3 separate regions of the Mus musculus genome follow, and all the other regions are linked to region 1. Evidence: chromatin loops called from intact Hi-C (ENCODE). Cell type or tissue: gastrocnemius. All regions are shown on one strand.

Evidence for each region. Peaks named below come from ENCODE experiments on the same cell type or tissue, not always from the same donor. Only the 100,000 strongest peaks of a DNase experiment are listed, where the experiment ranks them.
Region 2: a loop joins it to region 1, with 1.9 times the contacts of the local background. A loop is called at or near these places in 4 of 42 quality-filtered maps.
Region 3: it touches region 1 in a loop (2.1-fold over the local background); 12 of 42 quality-filtered maps call a loop at or near these places.

The regions. Positions count from the first base shown.
Region 1 is chr3:52,753,772-52,761,771 of GRCm38, reverse strand. The region is part of intron 1 of Gm2447 (predicted gene 2447); the gene reads right to left. Among named protein-coding and RNA genes, the nearest start is that of Gm2447, 18 kb to the right of the region's middle. In gastrocnemius, a CTCF peak has its summit at 3,027 (motif pointing right); a DNase peak (open chromatin) is centred at 2,992.
Region 2 is chr3:52,396,731-52,404,730 of GRCm38, reverse strand. No RefSeq gene overlaps it. Among named protein-coding and RNA genes, the nearest start is that of Gm38537, 66 kb to the left of the region's middle. In gastrocnemius, a CTCF peak has its summit at 3,488; DNase peaks (open chromatin) are centred at 3,412, 3,711, 4,203, 7,610 and 1 more place; H3K4me3 peaks cover 1,455 bases; H3K27ac peaks cover 2,381 bases.
Region 3 is chr3:52,641,271-52,649,270 of GRCm38, reverse strand. No RefSeq gene overlaps it. Among named protein-coding and RNA genes, the nearest start is that of Gm30235, 4.6 kb to the left of the region's middle. In gastrocnemius, a CTCF peak has its summit at 7,372; DNase peaks (open chromatin) are centred at 4,423, 6,114, 7,251 and 7,623; H3K27ac peaks cover 5,816 bases.

The DNA of each region.
Region 1 (8,000 bases):
CACACAACTGGGGTCAGGAACCTTTTGAAAGAGTTTGGGAGGACCAGTGTCTCCTTGGCTTGTCGTTCCCTTCTTTTATCAAGTGAGGACATGACGTTTTTCCCATCTGGTGGGCACAGGAAGAAAGGTTCCATCCTGGAAGCAGAGACTGAACCCTCACCAGACACACCTGCAAACTCCTTGATCACAAACTTCTCAGCCTATAGAATCGTGAGAAGCAAATTGCTGTTTGTAAATCTACCAGTTCCGACTGGTTATGACATCTTCTTCATGTGGACCAAGCCCAGCTCAGGCATACCTCCTCAGAACACAGCCCTACCACAGCTTAATCTACAGAGAGGGACAGAGCAACTCACACCTCAGGAATATTGTGTTATGGATCATTTTAGCAATGAGACTAAGATCGTAGTGCTTTGTCATTCAATTTTCATATACATGATAAGAAAAATACAGAGGTCTTTGATCCACTTAGATTTGAGCTTTAGTCATTAGATATGCACTCACTGATAAGTGGATATTAGCCCAGAAACATAGAACACCGAAGATAGTTTGCAAAACACAAGAAAATCAAGGAGAAGGAAGACCAATGGGTGGATACTTCATTCCTCCTTAGAATAGGGAACAAAATACCCATGAAAGGAGTTACAGAGACAAAGTTTGGAGCTAAGACGAAAGGATGGACTATCCAGAGACTAACCCACCCAGGGATCCATCCCATAATCAGGCACCAAACCCAGACACTATTGCATATGCCAGAAAGATTTTGCTGAAGGGAGCCTGTTATAGCTGTCTCGTATGAGGCTATGCCAGTGCCTGGCAAATACAGAAATGGATGCTCACAGTTATTTATAAGATGGAACACAGGGCCCCCAATGTAGAAGCTAGAGAAAGCACCCAAGGAGTTGAAGGGGTCTGCAACCCTATAGGTGGAACAACAATATGAACTAACCAGTACCCCCAGAGCTTGATGTCTAGCTGCATATGTAGCAGAAGATGGCCTAGTCGGCCATCACTGGGAAGAGAGGCCCCTTGGTCTTGCAAACTCTATATGCCCCAGTACAGGGGAATGCCAGGGCCAAGAAGTGGGAGTGGGTGGGTAGGGGAGCAGGGAAGGGGGGAGGGTATAGGGAACTTTCAGGATAGCATTTGAAATGTATATAAAGAAAATACCTAATTAAAAAAAAAGAAAATATGGTGCTGATGGATAACGATTTAAAATGGAAATAAAACAAGCTCACTACTATTTATACTTCCATATCAATTAAGCATATTTAGAGATTACAAACTGAATTCCTTTAAAAAGGTACATTTTTCAATGCAGAATGAATCAGAGAATTTTCAATATCATCCAATTAGAATATGTATATATATATATGTAAATATGTATATATATGAGGCTGAGTTTATCATATACAACTACTAATTGTGTATTAATTAATATCTGCTTATTGTTCTCACTGATTGACTTTGTAACTGCCACCAACGTGAAATTATAAAGTAAATGTCCCCGGATAAAATTATATTTTTATCTGTTTCATATGCTGAGATTATCCATCATATTTTGTTTGGGGTGGGGGGATATTTCATGCTAAAGAAAATTAAGACCATAGAACACACTGAACAGTTCAGTGGCCCCTCCAGTGCCCTCCGTGACTCCTTGGCCTCCATAGCCCCTCCCCCTAACTTACACGCCTTCCTTCCTCTCCTGAGTGCGGCTCATGAGGACCCTCTTCGCCTTCCATGTCTGCTGTCCATCACATGCCAGCGTCTCCAGGCATGAAACATGTATAATCATGGAAATGTTCACCTATGCGCTTCCCGTGTTGCTGTAACTTTTTTGTCGGCACGTCTACATTCCTGCATGGGAAGGGCTGTGCTGGACAGGTTTAGGTACGTGCTGGCTGCTCACGGCTAGGCTCATACTATCTGCTAAACAAATGTGTGTCCGATGAAAGAATGAGCAAATGAGTGGTATCAATAACAATCGCGATTCAGCCCTTGGTGAACTTAAGCATTAAGCTTTCAAAACATTTGTGCCTGGTACTTACTGCCTCCTATGCCGCTCTGCTCCTAGGAGCTGCCTCATTTAGCCTCAAACAAGCTCCCTGAAGGAGGTAATATGATTGCCATGAGAATTTATTTCAAACGAGAAAAATGGAACACAGTGAATGATCAAACTGTCATGGCTAGTAGAAGGCAAAGTGACCTTGGAACCCAAGCTCCTTTATGGTCTGGGCCCTTCCCCGAGTGTGTGCTGCTGCCTCCTGCACAGTGAAGCCTACATACAGGGAAGCTGCAGGTTTCCTTGGTTTCCCAAAGGCTTGAGAACTTTCTGGCAGAAGAGATATGTTAGTCATCTACATTTGATGGTCCCAGAGTATACTGAACTCTTAGATGCTGATTTCAGTGCTGTCTCTTGTTCTTGCCGAGCCAGTGTGTCTTGTTTCTCCATTGGCCATTGGAAAAGCCAGAAAAAGAAGTTGAGGGCCCATGTGTCTTAAACACCAGTGCAGAAGCTGCTATCTACTGGCTGGCTGAGGCCCCCCGTGAAGCTGCTTAATAATATTTAAAGTGTATCAATCACCCCAGTATACCACTGCCTGCTGTTGGGCTAAAATACACATGAAATGCCTGTTCTATTAAATTTCCTTTCTTTCTTTCTTACATTCTAATTGCTTAATTATAACGTGTTGTGGAACTTGAAAGCAATGCTTGCTCAAATTATACTAAAGGTTGGTGTAAATGAGATTCAGCTGTGGCGTTCTCGTGTGATTTTTCTTGCTGGTGCTGAGGTGGGAACACAGTCATGTGCATGCTAGGCACATGTTCTACCACTGACCTGCATCCCTGTTGAGATGTGACATCTGAACTCCAAGGTGTCTCCTAGCAGTTGCTCTGGCAACACTGAAGTCTTCTTGCCTCTCTTCCTGGTGTGTGTCCATCTTCCAAAGAGGTGAAGCTCAGTCCCAGATAGGCAAGGCCATGCTAGACTCTTTATCTGGCTCTCCACGTGGTGGCAGTACACAACACTTCCTTAGGGAGGAGCTAGACTCAGGGCCCAACCTTTGATTCTCAATCTCTTCCTTTTCTTCGGAGGCAAATTATCACAAACTTTTAAGTAATAGCAAATATTATTTGTGTCTGTTTTGAAGCAGTCATTCAGAGTGACATAGAGCTTTGCCAAAGTCAAACTAAACACATTTCATCACACCATTTTTCATAGAGAGGTTTTTCCTTTCACAAAATTATCCACAATTAAAACTGGAGAGAGATTTTTTTTTTCAACTGTCACAGCCTTTTAGAAGATAAAGTTTTTTTTCCAAAAAAAAAAAGCAATTTATAATGCCAGTAATTTTCTCTCTCTATCCTGCCATTATTAAGGCTACTGGTTTGGGGTTTATTTATTTATTTGTTTTTTTTTTTTTAATTCAGCCCCTGTCTCTCTGTAATGCTCACATAATGGCCTGTCTCTAACTTCACCCATTGCCATGGAAGTAATTATTCTACTCACTCAGACAGTCAATTTGCCACCAAATCAAAGAGGAAGTAGTTGGGTTCAAAACAAAACAAAACAAAACAAACCTCCCTCCATGGAGCAAGACAAAATGAGGAGGATAGAGAGACCACAGAGTTCTGTGGAAGGGGGCTGTGAGCCCAGGTTTTGAAATGAAATATCATCTGAAAAAGACAATGACATTGAAGTGAATAAAATGACTGTTAGAATCCATGATTAGAAGATCCTGAATGAATAGCTCTCTACAGAACTCATACTTCATTCAGTAATATTCTGAGTGAATCCTCTTTTATAAAATCTGGGAAAGGAATCACAAGATCCATGCTTTGGACATAATTTAAGTCAGCATGTCCTTGATGGGTTATTTCTCTGCTGGTAAAATGAGCCAATCCAAGCCAGATTAGATATATTAAACAGAAGCTGCTCTCTTGAGAGTTCACAGGCCAGGGGAGTCGCCATGGAGAAGGGGAAGAAAAAGAGAGAAAGGGCTGAGGCAGAGAGAGAAGGAGGAGGACTACAATGAGGAGAAGGAGTGGGAGGAGGAGGAAGAGGGGGAGGAGGAGGAGGAGGAGGTGGAAGAGGAGGAGGGAGGCCAAACTGTCTGGATAATATAGGGAGGAGCCTCTAGGAGAATGGTAGCCCAACCTGTGGGCTGCAAAGTTCAAGTTGGGAGCAGGGTATGCCAGGTATGGACTGAGAGATTCTTGGAGGACCTAGAGGCCAGGTCTGCTTTGATATGTAATATATGCACCTCAGTCCCTTGTCCCGGGATCCAGGGTCCAAAAACAAACAGTCCTGTCTCTCTATTTGGGGGAAGGCTTAAACTAAAACTTCCCCAAGCATAACAAAATCTACACTAGAAATGTCATGAAATAGTCCTGAGGTCAAGGATCAAGTGGTCTCTGACTACAGCGTCAAAGATTTTGTCATACAAAGTACACAGAACCCATACTCAGGAGACCCCGATACAAACTGGAGCTCTGTTCCTCTGAACCCCAAGAACACAAGTAACCCCAAAACAGGGCTATTCCAATGACCAAAAGAGAAGGATGATGCCACACTTTATAAACCAACACTACCTTCCAAGTACTACTTAGTATTGTTTCTGCTGTTTGTTGCCCACCGCCATCCCCACCCCGGCATGCGCTACAGAATGTAACCTTTGCCAGCAATCTGGTTTTGTTGTTGTTGGTTTTTGTTTCGGTTGCATTGGGTTTAGGTTTTTTGAGGCAGGGTTTCTCTGAGTAGACTCCTTTGCCTGTCCTGGAACTTAAACCAGGTTGGCTGGCCTCAGAGTCAGAGACCCTCGGCTTGCCCCTGTCTCCTGAGTGCTGGGACTGAGTGCCCATCATAACTGGCTCTGACCAAACTGTAAAAGGGCATCATCAGAAGCTTCCCAGCAGGGAAGAAGGTGTGGTCTGAAGAGGAGGGAAGAGGTGGGAACCACGTGCAGGGTACATTTCCGCCTCTTCCTATAGAGGTGCAGACCTGGGCACGGAGGATGTCTACGGCTTAGCAAAGTGACCCATGGTGCTCTTGGGAGGTAGTGGAATCTTTAAAAGGTGGGAACCACTTCTGACCACTCGCGATTGCCCTTCTTGTGCTTTTTCAGTCCAGCCATGGGGTAAATAGTTTATTCTACCACACCCTCCTTACCACAGCTCCAAACCATCGGAGCCAATTGGTCACAGTCTGAAATCTCCATAACTGTGAGACAAAATGAAAACAAACCCTCCTTCACTCTGAGTTCATTAATCAGGGGATTTTGTCGGAGTACTGGACAGCTAATGCACACAGGAAGTTCAGACTGGACAGTGAAATTGTAGGCTTGAGTGACAGGGACCTGAAACCTGCCACTATATAGCCACGTGACTCCCGGCTATTTCCTCACTTATTTGATTACGCTTTCAAATTGTGCACAGAGACACAGGATCTGAAGTCAGGCAGTTTGAGTTCCAATCTTGATCCCTCAAATGACTTGAGAGGTTATCTTAAGATAAATACACAAACTAGCCAGTGTTTATTGGGCATTTATGAATGCCGGCACTGTTCCAAATGCCACCCAGGTATTAACCCAGGCAGTCTTTGCAATTACTGTATGCCTTAACCCAGTTATTACAGCTACCTCCCAGCTCCTAAAACAGAGGACGAAGCTGGACCTAAAGTGCTTCAGTAGCCTGGCAGAGTTCACTTGGCTTGTGGGTGATACTCACACATACATCACAGGCATGTTGGAGTCTACTGAAGAAGTACACACAGCTCACTGACTGTCCCATGGTGAACGCTCAAATCTCTGTTAACCGTAGTTCATTGTTCACTACAGACTTATTATGCCTGTTGTCTTGTTAGATACAACAATACTACTACCAATACTCTCAGCCTCCTGTTCCTCGTGGTTCCAGGGATCAAGCACAAAGGCTAAAGAGTGTAAAGATGGATAAATAGGTCTGCGTTGGAATGTGCACAATAAAGGCAGAGCAGCCATTGCTTTATTTTAGCAGAATCTGACATCATTTCCTTGTAAAGGAAAAATGCAATCCAAAGGATACATCTAACTACATTTTTGTACAAAGCAACATCAGCTGATACTGTATGTAGCGAGTGTCTAGAATCTGCCCCATTTGCCCCAAAATAACCAATTTGGGTGTAATCCTTGGCTTGGTGACTTAGCTCCAGCCCTGCCGTCAGGACACTGGACCCTCACTGGAACATGGCATGCCTAGTGTTCTGACCCTCTGCCTAAAGAGTGCAGTCTTCAGGGTCTTGCAAACAGCACCTGTCCTTTGCTCGGTATTGACTGGGTGTTTATAAAGCCTGTTCTCCTGGACGTATTCTCCATCACCCTGGTATAAACTGTGCTATCAGTTTTGGATTGTAAAGATCCCGGGGCAGATAAACAGTGGCCTACCCTGCTTTACAGGAACAAACTACAGACACCCCATGAACCTGACAGAGAACATGATAATGCTAGGGAGTACCAGGACTGTTTCCTCACAGATTTCTGAGAGAGACAAGCCCACAGCAGTGTGCAGCTAATCTGATTTAGTGGGTATTTCCTGACCTGCTCTGACCCGATGTCTCGGATGGACACTTCACAGCTGTATTACTTCCCACGTGACTTAAACTCTTGTTGTTCTGCTTCTTCATGTGTAAAATGGAGAACAGACTACTTGTAAAGACATAAAAGAGGTTGTTGCTTCAGTTAACCCTCACAAGCTCCGCGGAGGAACCTCTACCCTGCAGAAGCATTCAGAGTGGAGGCTCAAATACAACTTCCATCATTTCAAACGTTCTCCAAAGGGTGAGGACAAGGAAGGACTGCTTTGAATAGGAGAGGTCTACGTGGGATCTCAATACCGTTCACCTCACTTGTCCTTACACTTTTGTTTGAACTCTGGGCCCAGGATTCCTTGGTGTCTGTGTTTGCAGATCCGTGCTCGGAAAGCTTCTCAATAATGGCTTCAAAGGGAAGCAAAGCCAAATGGACTGTAGAAGTCAGAGTCCCACCTCCCTCCCTGTGTGCTGGAAGTCAAGTCTTTCCAGTGAGGCAGCCCTCGGTAGGAGGTGCGCAGAGCACGAAAGCTGGTCCTGAAAGCCTTGCAGGTCATTGAGGGCAGGTGGCCCCTAGTGGAGCTTTATCTAAGGGGACTTGTCACTGGAATTCAGGCATGAGTAAATACATTTTATTTGTGCCAAAGGTCATACACCCAGTGGAGCTGCTGACACAACCAGGGTCACTTGGGGCTGTGACATGCACTCTGGAGGTTTATCGCCATGGGCTGGGGAGCAAGTGACACTGAAATTCCTCCTTTTGGAAATTTGGGGTTTAGAACCTTAACAATGCAGAATGGTGCCTCATGCCACTGTACCGTGCTCCTCCTTCCTCCTCCTCCCTTTCTCCTTTTTATTGCCATTTGCTTATAAAATAGTGATCACGGAATTCAACATTGGTCTGCCTTGTGCAGTTAGAATTATGTCTCTCACCTAAACCTAGATGCTGCCTCCACCCCCCTCTCACCATTTTTACTTAAGGTAATTTGCTTCTATTTTTCTACCTGTTTTATACACTCACTCTTAGAAAACATATTTTCTTAGTATTGTTCCCAGCAAGATGTTAACCATGAATACTACCTTCTTGTGATCTGTGTAGTTCAGTGGGTTAAACAAATGATCATTTGGAGTAAATATCCCATGGAAATAAAAGTTCATATCCTAAGATAGTAGGTAGTTAGTTTGGTTCCCAAAGCAAAAAATACAGTAGCTCTTTATAATCAGAGCAATATGTTGTGGGGTAGGGTGCAGCACACACACACACACACACACACACACACACACACACGCTCACATACACGCTTGCACACTCACACCTACCTTTAGTGCTAACAGTGCAGTTTGCTCAAAAAGCTTGAAGGAGCCTCTCTAGGACCAGCCCTTCAGGTCTCATGCTCTAGACTGCTGAGGCTATATCTTGTCTTTTTCAGAAGGA
Region 2 (8,000 bases), 360 kb after region 1:
CCTGGCTTTCTTTTTTTCTCAGCCCCTTGTGAGAACACAGGAAACCCTGCTTCCCCAATCCTGAAATATCTGCCTCAGGAAGGAAAGGACATTGTCTTTCCAGGGCCGCTCGCTTGTGAACTGGCCCCATGGCCTTCTTTGTAAATACAAGACAGAAGCAAACCAATTTGGACATTCCTTGCAAACAGCAAGTTTGAAATATAATAAGCAAGTCAACGTAAGGGCAGGGCAAGGGGACACGAAACCAATACAAAATGTAGAGACTGTAGGCTACAAGCAGCAGAGGTGTTTTGTTCTTATTTGGTTTACTGGTTGGAGCAGGGTGCTTATTCAAGGCAGTAATCATTCAAAATTCTTTTCCTATTCCAGAAATCATTTATCAATTTACCTTTGACAAGATCAACATAAAATTGATTTCTATGCTTTATAGAAAGCAGTCAAGAGGTCAGAGAGTTGGCTCAGGTATTAAGACACCTGTTGGGGGGCTGGAGAGATGGCTTAACCACTGGGTTAAGAGCACTCAATGTTCTTCCAGAGCTCCTGAGTTCAATTCCCACAACCACATGGTGACTCACAAACATCTGTAATGAGATTAGATGCCCTCTTCTGGTGTGTCTGAAGACAGATACAAAATATATATATATATATATATTTTTTTTTTTAAAAAAAGAAAAAAAAGATGCTTGTTGCTCTTGCAGACGATCTGGGTTCAAGTCCCAGTGCCCACATGATGGTTCACAACCATCTATACCTCCAGTTTCAGGGAATCTGACACCGTCTTCTGACATCTGTAGATCTATGAATGCATGCACGAGGTACACACATACAGTCATGTTGGCAAACCGGTCACACATGCAAAATGAACTAAATTTTTAAATAAAAAATTTAAATTTAAATCTTAAATTATTTTTAAATAAAATTTACTTTTATGCTGTATGGAAAACATCCAAGGGACTGGAGGGAAGGCTCAGGAGTTAACATCCCTGACTGCTCTTCTAGAGGAACTGGGCTCAATTTCTGGCGCCCACATTGTGGCTCACAATTGCCTGTAATTGCATACAAACTTTAAGTTCAATTATATTTTATGAACATCTTTTATAAATAAATAGGCAAAGTCAAGAAAGGCATCCTAAAAGATGAATGTAATTAAATTAAGAGTACTCTTGTGCTATTAAATATCTCAGTTAAAAATGGTTGATAGTAAGGGTGAGAATAGGCTTAGCTGGTGCTGTATTTTGACCATAGTCTGTTGGGGACAGGTGCCTGAAGAAAATAGTCAGTTATCTTTTCTGAAACAAAAGAAAACTTGGGGGGAAACATGTACTTTTATTCAGTAAAACTAGAAGAAAATTCTAACACCCTAGCCACAGAGGACCAGTGCCAAGGAAAACTGTGGGGACTTGTTTTTTAAAATACATTTTAGGGAGGAAGATTGGCTTTCTGCTTAATGAGCACGCGCACTGATGGGAGCCTTTTTGCCAGGTCAGTCTTTCCTGAGGTAACGTGGCAGGCCAGAGGTGCAGAGGGTCCTCCGTCTTGTATTCATGATGAGGACATTTTAGGTTTAACTAGATTGGATCTCCTGGATGGAGAATCCCATGGAAAATTACCCAACTTTATTCTAGGAACCCAAGGTCAAGGTGCCCCAGCTAATTTATCTTAGCTTCTGTTAAACTGCTTGCTTGTGCAAAACCTCCCCTGTAGCTAAGAGAGAGAGCAGGATGTAGTTTTTGCCTTAAAAAACCCCTTACCCTAAATACTTGGAGCTACATGTGGACCCTGCGTAACTGAGTTTAGTACCCGCCAGACTTTCGATTCACTAGAGTCTGAGTGGTCTTCCCATTACAATAGAATGCACAGAAGAAAAAAAAAATCATTGGTAAGATTTTAATTTTTGTTGTTGTTGTTAATTTATCTCAACAAAAGTTCACTGGGACTCGATTTAAAAAGTTTGCCAGAGACAAGGAATGGCCTGGCTCTCTGTCACTGTGTTACCATGGGGCTGGCTGTTACTGCAATCCCATGGGGCTGACACTGTCATTGTACTGCCATACCAGCCCAAATGCTCTGTGTTTCTAGAAGCAGAAATGGTATTTGGCATTTTGATTGGCAACCCTAGTTGGGCTATTACCTGTGATGTCTGGGATGGGCTCTGTTCACATAAGCATCAGATAATCTTCCGACCATCTATCTACCTATTAATCTGCCTATCTATCTATCTATCTATCTATCTATCTATCTATCTATCTATCTATCTGTTGTTCAAGACAGGATTCTCACTATGTAGCTCTGTTTGCCCTGGAACTCACTGTAACATGGAACAGCCAGCCTATCTATCTATCTATCTATCTATCTGTTGTTTAAGACAGGATTCTCACTATATAGCTCTGTTTGCCCTGGAACTCACTGTAACCTAGAACAGCCTCGGAACTCACAGAGACCCCTGCCTCTGTCTCCTGAGTGCTGGGATTAAAGGTGCCACACCTGTGCTTGGCTTTTTCAAAGAGCCTCACTTTTAAAGTTTTGTGAACGTCCAGAAATGAAACTTTAGAAAAACGTTTTGAGGCCAGTAAATTCCAAGGCCATCTTCGATTCTGTCTGGTCCCGAGGACTCATTTCTATGTCCTGGGATATTTATGATTTTGCATCAAACAGGATAACTAAAGTAAAACAGAAATAGAAAAAGTTTCAGTGCCCTGCCTACAGCTTCTAAAAGTTAACTATTTGGCAATGCTTCCCAGTCCTTAAACGCTATTCCCGAGGAGAGCGAACACTTCTAGCACCTCCCTCGCCCATTCTGGCGTTCTGCCCCTCCCAAGCCACCTGGCCCCAGTTCCTGACGCCCACCCAAGTGGTCCTGCCTCAAGGGTCATCCAGCTGAGCTCCCACTGTGCCTGTGAGCCTCTTCCAGGGATGTCCCCACTGAGGCGTGTGAACAAATGCCCTGTACAGACTCCCAGGCACAGGCAGAGCAAAGCAAGACAGCTTTGAGGCATCTGCCAAGGAGGGCGAAGGCCGGCTTTGAAAGCACTTCTCCGAGAGTTTGCCAACTCGTGGGACTTGGCAAGCCCAGACAACAGCGCTAAGGCAGAGAAAGCCCCTGGATCGGCCTCCCAGGAGGGCTCCACGCCCACCCCCACCCCCTTCTCTTTTCACCAGACCCAAGAGATGCAGGCCTGGTGAGGGAGCCGGTGGGCTCAGGCCTGATGAACGGAGGCTACCTCTCAGCGGCCCCATCCCCACCCCATCACGGCTGCCGCCCTCAATCGGGAAGCACGCCTCTCTCCTGCTAGCTAATGGCTGAGAAAAGGGCAGCGGTTTTCCAAGTTTGTGGGGCACGCAGGAGTGGCCAGGCAAGGACTGAGATCAGACAGAGGTGACAGAAGTATGAAAAGGAAGCAGTAAAAATCCGCCAGCCACAGGCGACGCCCTCTCTGCTCTGGGCGACAGTCAGGCCCGTGATTCAGCGCGAATAAAGAGCCCATAGGGGGAGTCTGGTTGGGAGTTGAGTGCGCCAAACTTTGTCATAACTCAGATTCTTCATCTGTGAAAGAGGCATGAAAGACTTGCGCCCTTGGGAGCCACTCGGTAAAGTCTCCTCGTTTAATCAATTCACAAATTGCAAATCTAAATCCTAAATGCCCAATCCACTGGTCTGCAGTAATGGACGAATAAGGACAGGCTGTTTGTTTTCCCTGCCCTGCTCTCCAAGGCCCCAGACTCACAGCGGGCAGGACGTTCTTCCTGTGGCTGCCAGAAAGAGTGCAGAGGGCAGTGTTATTCAAGGTCATTTGCAAGAGGCGAGGACCTACCTGCCACAAAGGGTCCTTGAGAAAATGCAAATGGCCTAGGATTTAAGGCAGGACTCCCACTGGGAAGAGCAACCCGGGGCACCTGGAAAATTTAAAAGTAGAAAAGAAAGCCTGTAGCCTGCAGAGGTAGGTCGGGGGCAGAACTGTCAGCCCTGGATTATTCTAGCCCCATCAACGCTAAAAAAAAAAAAAAAAAAAAATTGAAAATTAAGCACCAGGTCACTCTAGAGGGCAGAGTGAGGATTTAAAGTGTTTCTGGCCTATAGGGAAAGACACACCCTCCAGGTGGCAGAACTACCATACACCCTCAAGGCAGTTAAGAAGGGAACCATTCCAGTCAGGACTCCCAAGAGGGGCTGGGGGCAGAAGTCAGCTCTCTGTCGACCTGCTCTGGGCACCCTTACCTCCCCTGGGTGATTCTGAGTGCAACTGCTGGTTCGTGTCAAAATCTGACCGGAGGCCACGCACAGGTGCAGGAGCACAGGAAGGCATCCTCGGAAGGAAGCCGCCTTGCCTGATTTAGCTAGATTTTTGTTTTTCCTTTGTGGCTTTGAAGTGGCAGTTTCTAGGGAAACCTCGACACCCTCTGAAGGGGTAGGGGGGGTGGTGCGTTGGAAGGTGGGGGGGGGGGGGCGACTAAGGACTGCAGGACATCTCCGAACTGAGGCCACAAGGCTATCAGATAAGCCCAGGCCTGGGGCAAGTTAAGAGCCAATCTGTTGACACTGGAGATGAGAGCAGCACTCCTGTCCTCTGATCTGGCAGCCAGCAGAGTGGCCAGACCAACACACGCCTGACTGATGCCTGAAGATGCCGAGGAAGGGCTGAGGGGACAGAAGACCAAGCAACTGACTTCTCTTAGGAGGCTTCCCAGAGGGCTTCCTGGAAGAGGTGGCTCTTGTGTTTGTTACTGAATGAAGGGTCGGATTTCCATAGCTAGGGAAGGCAGGTAGAGGGGAAAACAGAAGCCCAAACCGACAGTAATAAGAACAAACCCATGGCTAGATTATAGGGTGAGAGGCTTGGGGGAGGGGGGGGGCGAGCATCCCAGCCAGTTTCAAGATGTTGAAAATGAGGACGAGGACAATTCTGAGGGAGAGAAGAGCATTCCTAATTCTGTCTGTACGTTAACTCAGGCCACACTGCAGAGACAGGCAGTGTTTGGAATCCTCTAGAAGACCTGACTGAGTGAGAGAAGAAGCTGAAGCACGGAGTCTGAGCCAGTGGTATGAGGGTAGGGAAAAGGTGACCCAGGTTATAGATCAGACAGGCTGGGCACCGGAAGTAAAACTATGCACCTGTGACAACAAAAAACAAACAGAACTGGCATGGGGAGTAAGGAGGGTGTTGTTGAATTTGGTGAATTTGGGGGAAGAAACAAGTTTGAGCTACAAACTCAGTTCTGGAGAGCGGCTAATGAATTAAGTAACCAGCTGATGCTGTCAAAGCTAAGACCAATTGCTAGTGACCCAGGTTGCTGCCTACGGGACTCTGCCTAGATTGGTGGTTGCAGCAGTCATTAGGTGAGTCCTCAGACACTGGAGTATGTCATGTTAACAACACAAGGGCTTCACTCTGTTTTGCATCAGCACCTCCAGACTGACAACGGTTGACGTTACCCAGTAACAAAAAGTCAAAGTCAAAAAGTCCTTTTGTAAGGGTCAATGGTTCACTGGAGAAGGATACTCCGGACTCAAATAGTATGTAAATGCAAAGAGTGTTTTATTCTGCAGAAGTCCAGCATGCTGGGGGCCTCCCATTACTGAGATAGAGAGACAACCAAATGAGCTCGCAGGCCTGATTTAAAGCACATTAGGGGATTCAGGGTATGTAACCTATATCTTGCTGCATCTCTAGGGACAATCCATTGCCAGGGCTTGGGGGCTGGAAACTGTCGCTGTGGAAGTAACTGAGGAGGTCTGAAAATGGCTGCTGACCCATTGTCCTTGCCTCAGGCCAGGTGGCATGGCAGCTTCTGAGGTGTGAACTTGCCCAGTTCTTGGAAATAGAGATTTAGGCCTTGTCTCCTGAACTGCCAATTTGAAACCTGTCATGGCATCAGTCTAGCCTGCTCACTTTAACTTAACTTCTTTCTCATTAATTAACTAGAGATAGTCCTTTTGGTAAATAGTCTCTAATTGATGTTAATTCCCAGCTGCCAGCAGAAAGGTCAGTGAGATTAGCCTGGGTGGGGAGTGGGGGGGTGGGGGGGGAGAGCAGAGCATATGGAGAAATGAAGAGGGAAGGGGTGAGGGGCGTGGATGGCCGGAGCAGAGGCTAAATGGTGTAGCTGCGGAGGTGGTTATAGGAAAAATGTTAAGATGAACACAGAGGCACCCTGGGCTGGCCTTCCCCCTCCAACAGGGAGAACACCGACCCTTGGGGTTTAGAGTTTGGCCTAATAGTTCACTCTCAGGTAAGGGTCACGCACTCCTCCTCAGGTTGTCTGGCTATAACCTTTGACCCCCACAACCTGTCTGACCTACACAATCATTTCAAAATGGGCTGATGCTTGCTAAAGCATCCCATGAAGAACAACATAGGCATGGGCTGAAACTCGGGAGGGAGCATGTACTAACAGCACCTAAGAGGCCTCCCGCCCATCAACTGTCTGCAAGGATGAAGAAGCTATGAGACATCAGAAAGCCCACAGGCCTAGTTGTGTACAGCAGCTGTTTAATGCACGGTAGTACATTTATCTGCCACCAAATCTGTGGCAGGTAAGCACACAGAGCTGTGAGCAGCCACTGTGCAGGGGATCCTTGTCACACGCAAGCAGCCCTGTCCTTCGAGAAGGCTGGAGCTCTCTTCGGCCCAGAGGAGACTAATCTCGCTTCTCTTCCTCTACAGAGGAGCACAAAGCAAAGGCCTTGCCCCAGCCCCACAGCTTGGCAAGAGAGAAAATAAAGAAGACCTTTTCTCTTCAAAGCTCTGGTGTCTTTGAACTTTTCGAAGAGCTTTTGGATGGCTGTTGTGCATTTTCAGGCAAGTAGTGGAGGGGAAGACAGTGTTTTGAATATGAAAGTGTACTGACTGGGCTCCTACCAGGGGTCACACTCACACTCTTGGGTCCCATGGGGTCCTCAGTTGTGAGAAGGCAGACAGAAGACACATAAGGAAACAGAAGCATAGTGGATGGTGGCAGGTGTCCTAAAAAACAAAACTGAGAAGGATAGGAGCTGGAGGAAATGTCTTGCAAGGTAGGACAAGGACCATAGAGTGGGAGCAAACTCGACTTAGCCACGGAAGGCAGAGAGGTCAGCCAGGTTGAAGGTTTGGGTGATAACAGGGAGGAGTGATATGCATACTTTTTAATGCGCAGCCATAAGACCAGTGGATTGCCTGGGATTGGCGCTGTAGACTTAAATTTAGGGTAAACAGGAACTATGCCCCCAGACAAGGTGAAAGGCCACCTGGGCCTGGCAGTCCCCAGCTGAACAAGCAGCTGACTGTGACAGTCAATCTGTCAAGTGGGTGGGCCTTCAGGCAGGAGGCTGAGAAGTAGGGTGGGACCCGAAACATAAATTAGAGGCAGAAACTCCCATGAAGAACTGAGAGGGGCCCGCTGTTTCTTGCTGCAGTATCTGGGTTGCCTCGCTTGCAAAGGTCCTCGGCCACCCACACCCTCTCCAGCCTGAGACCTGAAACAGACAAGCTGGGAGCCCCTCCACAGGCTCCCCATACAAATTCGTAGAGAAACAGAGCCCAGCAACGGCTCAGCTTCTACTTATCCTCCCAGCTAGCGTCTGTAGGACTCTTTCCTGTCCCTGGTACTGGACCAGATCCATGTCCTGGAGAGCAGACTGTGAGCACCTGTGGATAGAAGACAGGATAGGCCGAGTGCCCAGCTCAGGAGCTCAGCTCTACCTAATGCATGGAGTTCAATCCCCCACTGCATGGACTGTGTGGTGGTTCATACCTGTAATCCTAGCACCTTGGAGATGGAGGCAGGAAGGTCAAGTTCAAGACCATCCTTGACTTGATAGCAATCCTTGCATCCTTGATAGCAAGTTCAAGGCTAGCCTGGAACATGTGAGACCCTGTCTTAAAAATAATAATAATGTAAAAGAAGGGTATGTTTGCCGGGGGGCGGGGGGAACAGGCAGGATGTGGCCAAGGTTCAAGCTCCCAGATGTTGCTGTTGTGTGGAGATGACCCTCCACGAAGACAAATCGTTTAGGCAAGAAC
Region 3 (8,000 bases), 110 kb after region 1:
CTGCCTGGAGTCCCAGCCTCCACACCTTGTTTTCTGATCCTGGGAATTAGAGTCCAGATCTGCTCTGTGGTTGCCTAAGTCTATACATGACTCAGACACTCCCTTTTCGGCTAAATTCTGATCATTTGAACTCAAGTGGCTGACAAAGACCCTTCTGCCTAGGCTTTCAATAGGCAAGAAACTGTCCCTAAGAGGCTATGTAACTGTGTTGCATCACAAAGTTATGACAAATCAGAGTAGGACATTGATTGATGCTGGGATAAAAGAACTATTTCTAACCATGGCATGGTGCCCTTTGCCATGGCATTCAATTAACCATTTCAGAGGCCTCTGCTCAAGAAAATAAGGACTTTGAGGTGTGTTGGTCAATAGGCCCCAGAACTGTAGGGAGGTGAAAGAGTTGGGGTAATGGATATTATCTTCAGATTGGTAGCTTAGAGAGTGGGTGACCTTTAAGAAGGGTGCTGAAGAGGGAGGCCAGTCTCGTGTTTACTATGTGCAAGAGCTGAGTTCAGCTCTCCAGAACCCAGGTAAAAATCCAGACACAGCAGCATGCATGTGTAGATACAGCAGCATGCATGTGTAGACACAGCAGCATGCATGTGTAGACACAGCAGCATGCATGTGTAGACACAGCAGCATGCATGTGTAGTCTCAACAATGGCAGGAAACAGGGTAGAAACAAAGGAATCCCTGGTGCTTAGTGTCTAGCTTGCCTAGGCTACCTGGATGTAGGCCAGTGAGAGCCTCTGTCTCAAACAAAAGCCACATAAATTCACATGCATGTCCATACCCACAAATGTGCACGTACACATGTGTGTGTGCACATGCATGTGTGCACACACACAATTTACTAAAAGAGGATGATGGAATTATTTGTCTTAAGTCGGTTAGACTGTGGGCTGGGTCCAACTCTTGTTCTTAGCATATCTCTGACCCTGAGCATGCACTCAGAAATACCAGCTGAGAAGGTGACCATCTATTTCCACTTCCCCGGCTCCTTTAGGCAGACTTCCTACTGCCCCCGTTACTGAGCAGAGGAGGTGACGAACATTGCAGCTCCTTGGAGTAGCTGAGAAAATGGTCTCAGGACAAAATAGATTTCACAGAGGGGAAATGTTAAAGACAGAAACCCCAGAACTCTCATTTTATAACTTTGAGTGGGGGCCCAGGGTGAGGAGTTGGAGGGGAAGAGCTCTCATTGGCTACAGATACCACATCAGAAGTAAGGAAAGCTGGAGCGCTTCAAACCACATGAAGAGACAACATGTCAACCTCAAGCCGGCTCTTAACACTTTAACAAGACCCTGGTAGAACTGAAGTCTCCCAGGTGACAAAAAAAAAAAATGCTTTTTGTAGTCAAAATCACCTTAAAAGAAAGGTTCTTCAAGTCCAAGGAGACAACGCCCATTTACATGGCTTCCTCAGCATATGACCTTTCTAAGCTCACCAGCATAGGTCCAGACAAGAGGGAGTCATCCTAGCGCTCTGTGCTTGGAGGACCCAGGCCCAGATGAGCAGAGAGACACCGTGGGACTTAATGCCTGTGTCTGGCCAGATGGACCCTGGAACCCAAGTGCTCTCTAAGCTCTGAAAGACTGCAGATTGTGAGTCAGATCCCAGTAAAAGGTACTGGCATCTCTTCCCAGAGGGAAACTTGATACTGGGCCTGTGTAGTTCTGATGGTGAAGGCACCTCCCATGTTGAAGGGCCTCCTGCCCATACAGACAGACTGTGACACTGGCCTAGCTGCTGGCAGCAGAGAGTTAAAGAAAAAAAAAGCATCAGAAACGAGGCAACCCGGTGCCAAGCAAATACCGGGAGCATCGTCCACTGGTCCTAGCATCAGCCAGCCTCATAGCGCTAGCACAAGCAGAGAGAGCAACTCAGAGTCACTTACACTTGGCTCGCAAAAGCTTTTTGGTGCTTGTATTTCGTGGTGGGTGTGGCTGGCATTTCTATAATTCACAACACATGAGGCCTCTGTGTAAGGCCCCGAATCAGTAGGAGGAGGGGAGCCATCCAGCTTCTCATATCTAGCCTGCCCAGTTAGCCCTCGACTCCACGGGGCAGGGGTGAAGGTGGGAAATAGTTGGATTCCCAGCTGATGAGAGCAGCCCAGGCGTCTGCTCAAAAGAAATAGTCCTCTCTCCATGCTGGGGCCTCGTGCTGGTCCTGCTAGGGAAGGACAGGAGCAAAAGGACAGGTGAACTTCGATGCCCTCCTGTCCCAGGGTTGGCCAAGACAGAAGTGTGGCCAAAGGACCAGGAGAATCTAATGAGCCTCAAAGATGCCCACACCCTGTGAGTTTCCAGGAGTTCTCTGTGGCTCCTGTGTGGATAGTTCCAGGAGGAGACCCAGGTACCCTATGGATGCCAATGAAAGGGGTCAAGTTATTAGACATGAGCTCAACTCGCTCTTCAAGGGTGTAAAGAGAGCACTTTCCATATGAACCCAAGTATAGAGGCAGGCAGAGTGCAGAATAGCATGGTACAGGTGCTACAAATCCCTCTGCTTCCTTCTGGAAGTTCTGGGTGTAGAGTTAACCCATGCCACAAAGATGGCATACATGTAGGTGCTGTGAGAAGAAAAAAAAAAGACAAAATTAGCACAGCCACCTAGAGGCAGGGTAACTCAGTAGCCATTCCCCAGAAAACACTTCCCAACACTAGCCTTGTGGACATAACAGAGTAGGGAACCCACCCCATGCCCACACTAGACTCAAAATGGAAAAAAAAAAGTATGTTTTAAATATACGAAAAGAACCTAGGGCTGGCATAATGCGATGGTTCAGAGGTCAGGGTTCAAAGGTCAGGATTCAGAGGTCAGGGTTCTTGCCACTTAAGCTTGGCAACTTGAGTTTGAGTTTTGGAAGCCATGTAAAGGCTGGAGGAGAGAATCAACTCCAGAAACTTGTCCTCAGACCTCCACAGGCTTGCCTCAGCTTATACAGCCCCTCACACACACATTATGTGCACACATAAGTAATTGTTTAAAGGAATCTGTATGTTCCTAAAGAACTTGTGTGTGCTTTACATGTGCCAGCTTAATAGGAGTCCTTTCTCATTAAAGAATGATTAACCATAGCCCTTTATTCTTTTGAATCATGTGATAAGGCTAGCAGAATATCCCACTGGGTGGAAGGAATTGTCACATAATCCTGACAATTTGAGTTCAATCCTTGGGTGACACGGTAGAGGGAGAAAAGCCATTCAAGAAAGTTGTTCTCTGATATTCACGCATGCTCCATAGCACGCATGGACCTGCAATCAAACACACACACATACAAACACATACACACACATATAAACACATATACACACATACACAAACACATACACACACATATACAAACACATACACACATATACACACATACATATACAAACACACACACACATACACATACATATACACATACACACACAGACATATACATACACACACACACATACACACACACACATACACACACACACATACACACACACACACATACACAGACACATACACACACAGAGAGACACACATGAATGCATGCACGTTCACAGGCACACACACACAATATTTTTAATTGAGAGATAAGGAGATAGGTGAGCATTGTGTATTAATAAACTCACTTGGCAAGATCAGTCTATAATCCTATCTTCCAATAATGATTTTTTTTCAACGTTCTCTCTGAAATTAGTATGTAGAACCTATGACATGAGTTGGCAATATGATTTATTTCAAGTTTTGAGGCTTTGTATGAATGTGGCTTTTTATTAACTCAATGCTGACAGGTTACAAGAAAAACTAACGCTCTGGATGGATTGTGTGCTGGCATCAATCCGGCCTCTTTCTTCTGAGTGCGGTCGTTAAACTCCCAGTGCGTGTGTTTGTGTGGTAGATCGGGCTTAACCTGATCCTCTCTCAAAAGGAAAACAGAAGCTTTACAATGTGAATCAAACCAGATGGTGGTGAGGTTAGGATCCAGCTGAGTGCTGTCTGACTTAGACGCCTCCGGTACCACGTCCTCGGCGGTCCCTGGCAACATCACACTCACATCACCAGCCCTAAAAGCTCCTTCATCCTCATGCAACCTCGGAGTCTTCAGGGAAGACTGAGGCACAGGGAGGCAAGGGGACCTGCCAAAAGCTTACTGGATTGCTGGTGATGATGGAGTCAGTCTCCTGAGCTCACAACCTTCTACCTCTGCATTGCCTTAAGACCCAACCACCAGCCACAGATGAGGAGACAGCCACCTGAGTTACCGCCCATACCCCCCTCCCTCGCCAGAACAACAGACACCTCTTTGCATCTTGCCAGTTCTGGATGGGACTCCCAGGCCGCTGACAAGACTCACCCCACAGGGCTGCCGCAGAACAGGCTGAGAACTAAACTGTTCTTTTGGCCTTTGCCACCATGCCTGTTCAGGCCATGCCCGGAGGGAAGCGGGCCCTGAGGACAGAGGGGCATTGTGCCTGAGAGAGGGAGGGCGGGAAAGAGGGAGGGAGGGGAAGAAGGGGGAAAAAAAACCCGACAGACACGGGCAGATTTCTTCCTGTCCTCTGCCTGCTTCATCCAGCTGTCTCACGGCAAATCACACGACCTGCTTGAAGAGGCTGGAGGCCTACCATGGATGACAGGAGACCCGAGCTGATTGATGGAGTTATTAAAATCCCCCAAAGGATGAGAGCTTCATTTCCCCTGCATTGTGTCACTTGATACAATGCCCCTGAGTGTATAGATGCTGTCTTATGACATTTCCTTTTAATTCCCCTCAAATGAGGACATTTAAAGAGAGCCCAGTAACATTTCTCTGAAAGGAGCCTCCACCCTTCTTTCTCAGAGGAGCAGCAGATTCGATTGTCTCCAAGGGGGCCTCCAAGGAAGCCGCGGGGGGAGGGGCAGCAGAGGAGGTTTAATATCATCTTCTCTCTGGTGAATTGGGGCTTCTTTTTACACTGTGGCTTTATTCTCTGGCCCTTTGACACAGCCAGCTGCCTTCACATTTCAGCTCAGAAACAGGCTGGCTTCAGGCTGTAACAGGCACGAGGTTCCAAAGCCATTTCCCTGGATGAGTTAGCCTGTGAGAGTCTGTGTGCCTAGAACTGCGGGGCCATAGACCTTTGTTCTCACTGAGACTTACGCTTGGGTGTAAAAAGTTCCGGGCGCTAGCATGATGCCTTCTGAAGTCGCCTGCCTAATATGGGCCCACGTAATTGGTTTCGCAGCAGAATGTTCGGTTCCCATCTCACTTGGGTTCATCCTGTTAGCAATGCATCGGATATAAGGAAATGACATCACACAGCCAAGCTCTGCTCTGAAGCTGAAGGTGCACACCAAAACACTACTCAGTGCTCACTTGGGGCAGGAAGCCTCTCTCTTGGGCCATCTGTTAAGCTATTTAAAAAGTAAATAACATGGGCCAGGTTTCTTCAATGGGATTTGAAACTCAGCGTTCAAAAGGTAAAAGGGGGCCTTTTGTGGATTCTGCACTTAGCCCAAGAGGTTACAAAAGGAGTGGAGATGAGTTTCCCCCTAAGTGTCTTGAGACTTAATTCTTGTACAAAGCACAAATATCAAGGGGAAATGTTCTGTTGCGCAGATTTCCCTGTGGCCAGTGCAGCAAAGATGCTTACCACGAGTCACCTGGGTTCTTCGCTGTGTGTTCTGGGCCCCTGAGTCTGTTTGCGGGGTTCCTTTCCTATATAAGTGTGCTTCGTGAGCAGAGTCTCTGGGCAACATTCTCCATGACTGGCAGCTCTGGGAACGCTCCATGTGGGGCTGAACAGCGAGCAAAATCACTTCACTTCTAAGACAAAGGACATCAGTTTCCTGCAGTTTTCTTTGCGGCCTCTCTCCCTCTTCCCTTTCCAGCTGACTTTCCCTCCCCTCCCCTTCCTCTTTCCCCATGGCACGAAATAAAATGCTCAGGAAAAATGAAAGGCACAGCTGCCCCCTTCTTCCCATTAAAACAATCAAGAATGATGGCGGATTTAATATATTTGATTAGAGAAACTCCAATTTGGAGCCCTTGAATCAGCTGCCTTTGTCTTCAGCTCCCGATGGCCCAGTTTCAGTGGAATGTCCTCACTGTCCACTGCCAGCTCCCTCGGGCTCGGAGAACATTCCGCATTTGCCTGGCATGCTCAGAAAACAGGGTAGCTGTGTTGTGGGAGATGCCAGGCCCACTCTGTCCTAACCAGAGGGAATGCCACTTCATTAGATCATGGTCGCTTGCTGGTGACCCTCGGAGCTGTAGCCTGAGGAGAAGGGGGTGTTATGGTCCTCTTTAGCCATGTTGATTTTTCATGGACTTATAACTTTCCTCGGTTGGTACTTACCACCGAGATTCAGGTTCGAATCCTGTACAAACCACCCCAATAGACACCGGTGTTCAAGTTGCACAGATGAATTTTGGAGAAAGTAATCACATTTACATATGGAGTCCCTTTCATTGAAAATAAGTAGAACCTCAACGGGAAAAGAGACTAAGGGTGCTCTTCTCCCCGTGGCATTAAGAGAGGCTGCAATAGTGTCGAAGTAGCACCTACTCTGCAGAATCCTTGAAAGGTGTTTCGGGGGAGCAGGGGAGTACGGGCTTAGACAATGTTACTCATTCACTTAGAATACATGGTGATTTAGTTCTATCACTCTGTAGTCTAGATAAGTGTCTGCTCGGTGGACAAGTAATAAATAAATTAAAGATGAGAGCTGGAATTGCTATCATAGGCATGTTAGAGGTCTCTTGAATTCCTAGGGATTTCCTTGGATAGTTTCTACTCAAACCACTGCCAGAATCATATTGAACTGAGGAGGACAAGGCCATAAAGACTGCTAAACTCATTGCCTGCGCTTGAATCACAAAGGGAAAAAGTTGGTATCGGCCCCACATTGCCACCTTGCTTAGTTCCTGCCTACCGACCTCTCTGTGGTAAGGAAACCAAACCCTGGGAACCATGGCCAGGTTTGAAATAGCATCCAGGTTTCTGGGTCTCAGCATCCATGTTTAGTCTGTGAGGTGGCCCCGTCAACAAGACTCTTAAAAGTTTCTGCTACATTTGGGAAGAGTTAACTAGGAAGGAGGGTACCCTGCCTTCCCCCAGGCCTGACAGAAAACCTCTCACTCCCACCCTGGCAGTGGGTGACTGGGGGCTGCGAGGGACACTTCACTTGGAGACCAACTGGCAGCTTGTCAGCTTGGCCTGCTACACAAGTCAGAGGCCTCTAAGGAGGCCTGGAGATGTTTTGGCTCCACACCCAAAAGCACTCTGAGCGTGGGGGCAAGAAGAACCAGCCAGTCTTCCAGAAGGGCCAGTTTCCCAAGAGCAGCAGCATGGGCTGCCAGGTTCAGGGTCATGCAGCCAAAGCCACCAGGAGATGCTCTGAGCTGCATGGTGAGGGAGAGAGAGCTTCCTGATGCTCAGCTTAGATGAATGTGGTCCAAGACAACAAAGGACCTGGCTGCCTTTTACCGCTCCCTTTTCAGGGTAAAAGTTGAGTTTGAAGATTCCACTTGTATAAGAATTAATATGAAAGGAATTCTGAACCCTGTTATGGCATTGTGTTATAATAATGGAATGCTCTCCCCGCCCAATCTGGCTTGCTGTCCCCTGGACCGTGCCAACAACAAGCCAGCTCCACAGTGTGTAAGGGTGGCTGTGGGGACAGCCTCTGGAGCTGAGAGAGAGGCTGCAAAGGCTTCATGATGGTCAAATGGACAGAGTGGATCCAGGGATGCCAGCCACCTTTCTGCATACACATGTGGGCCCAGGAGGACACATGCTTGGGGCTGGGGTGTCTCGTCCCTCTGAGAACTAATGTGGACCCATGTGGCCAGTTTAATGCTTGAAGGCTGCAGCTGAATGACCAGCTCATTGTCCCTGGTGCAATACACAATGGGTTCCAGAAACAGAAAACAAAATGCTCTTTAAGCAGTGAGCTGTGTTCCGGGTGGAAATTAGGAGTCCGGAGCAAAACGATTTTCCTGCGCAAACCAGATGGGGAGGGGATAC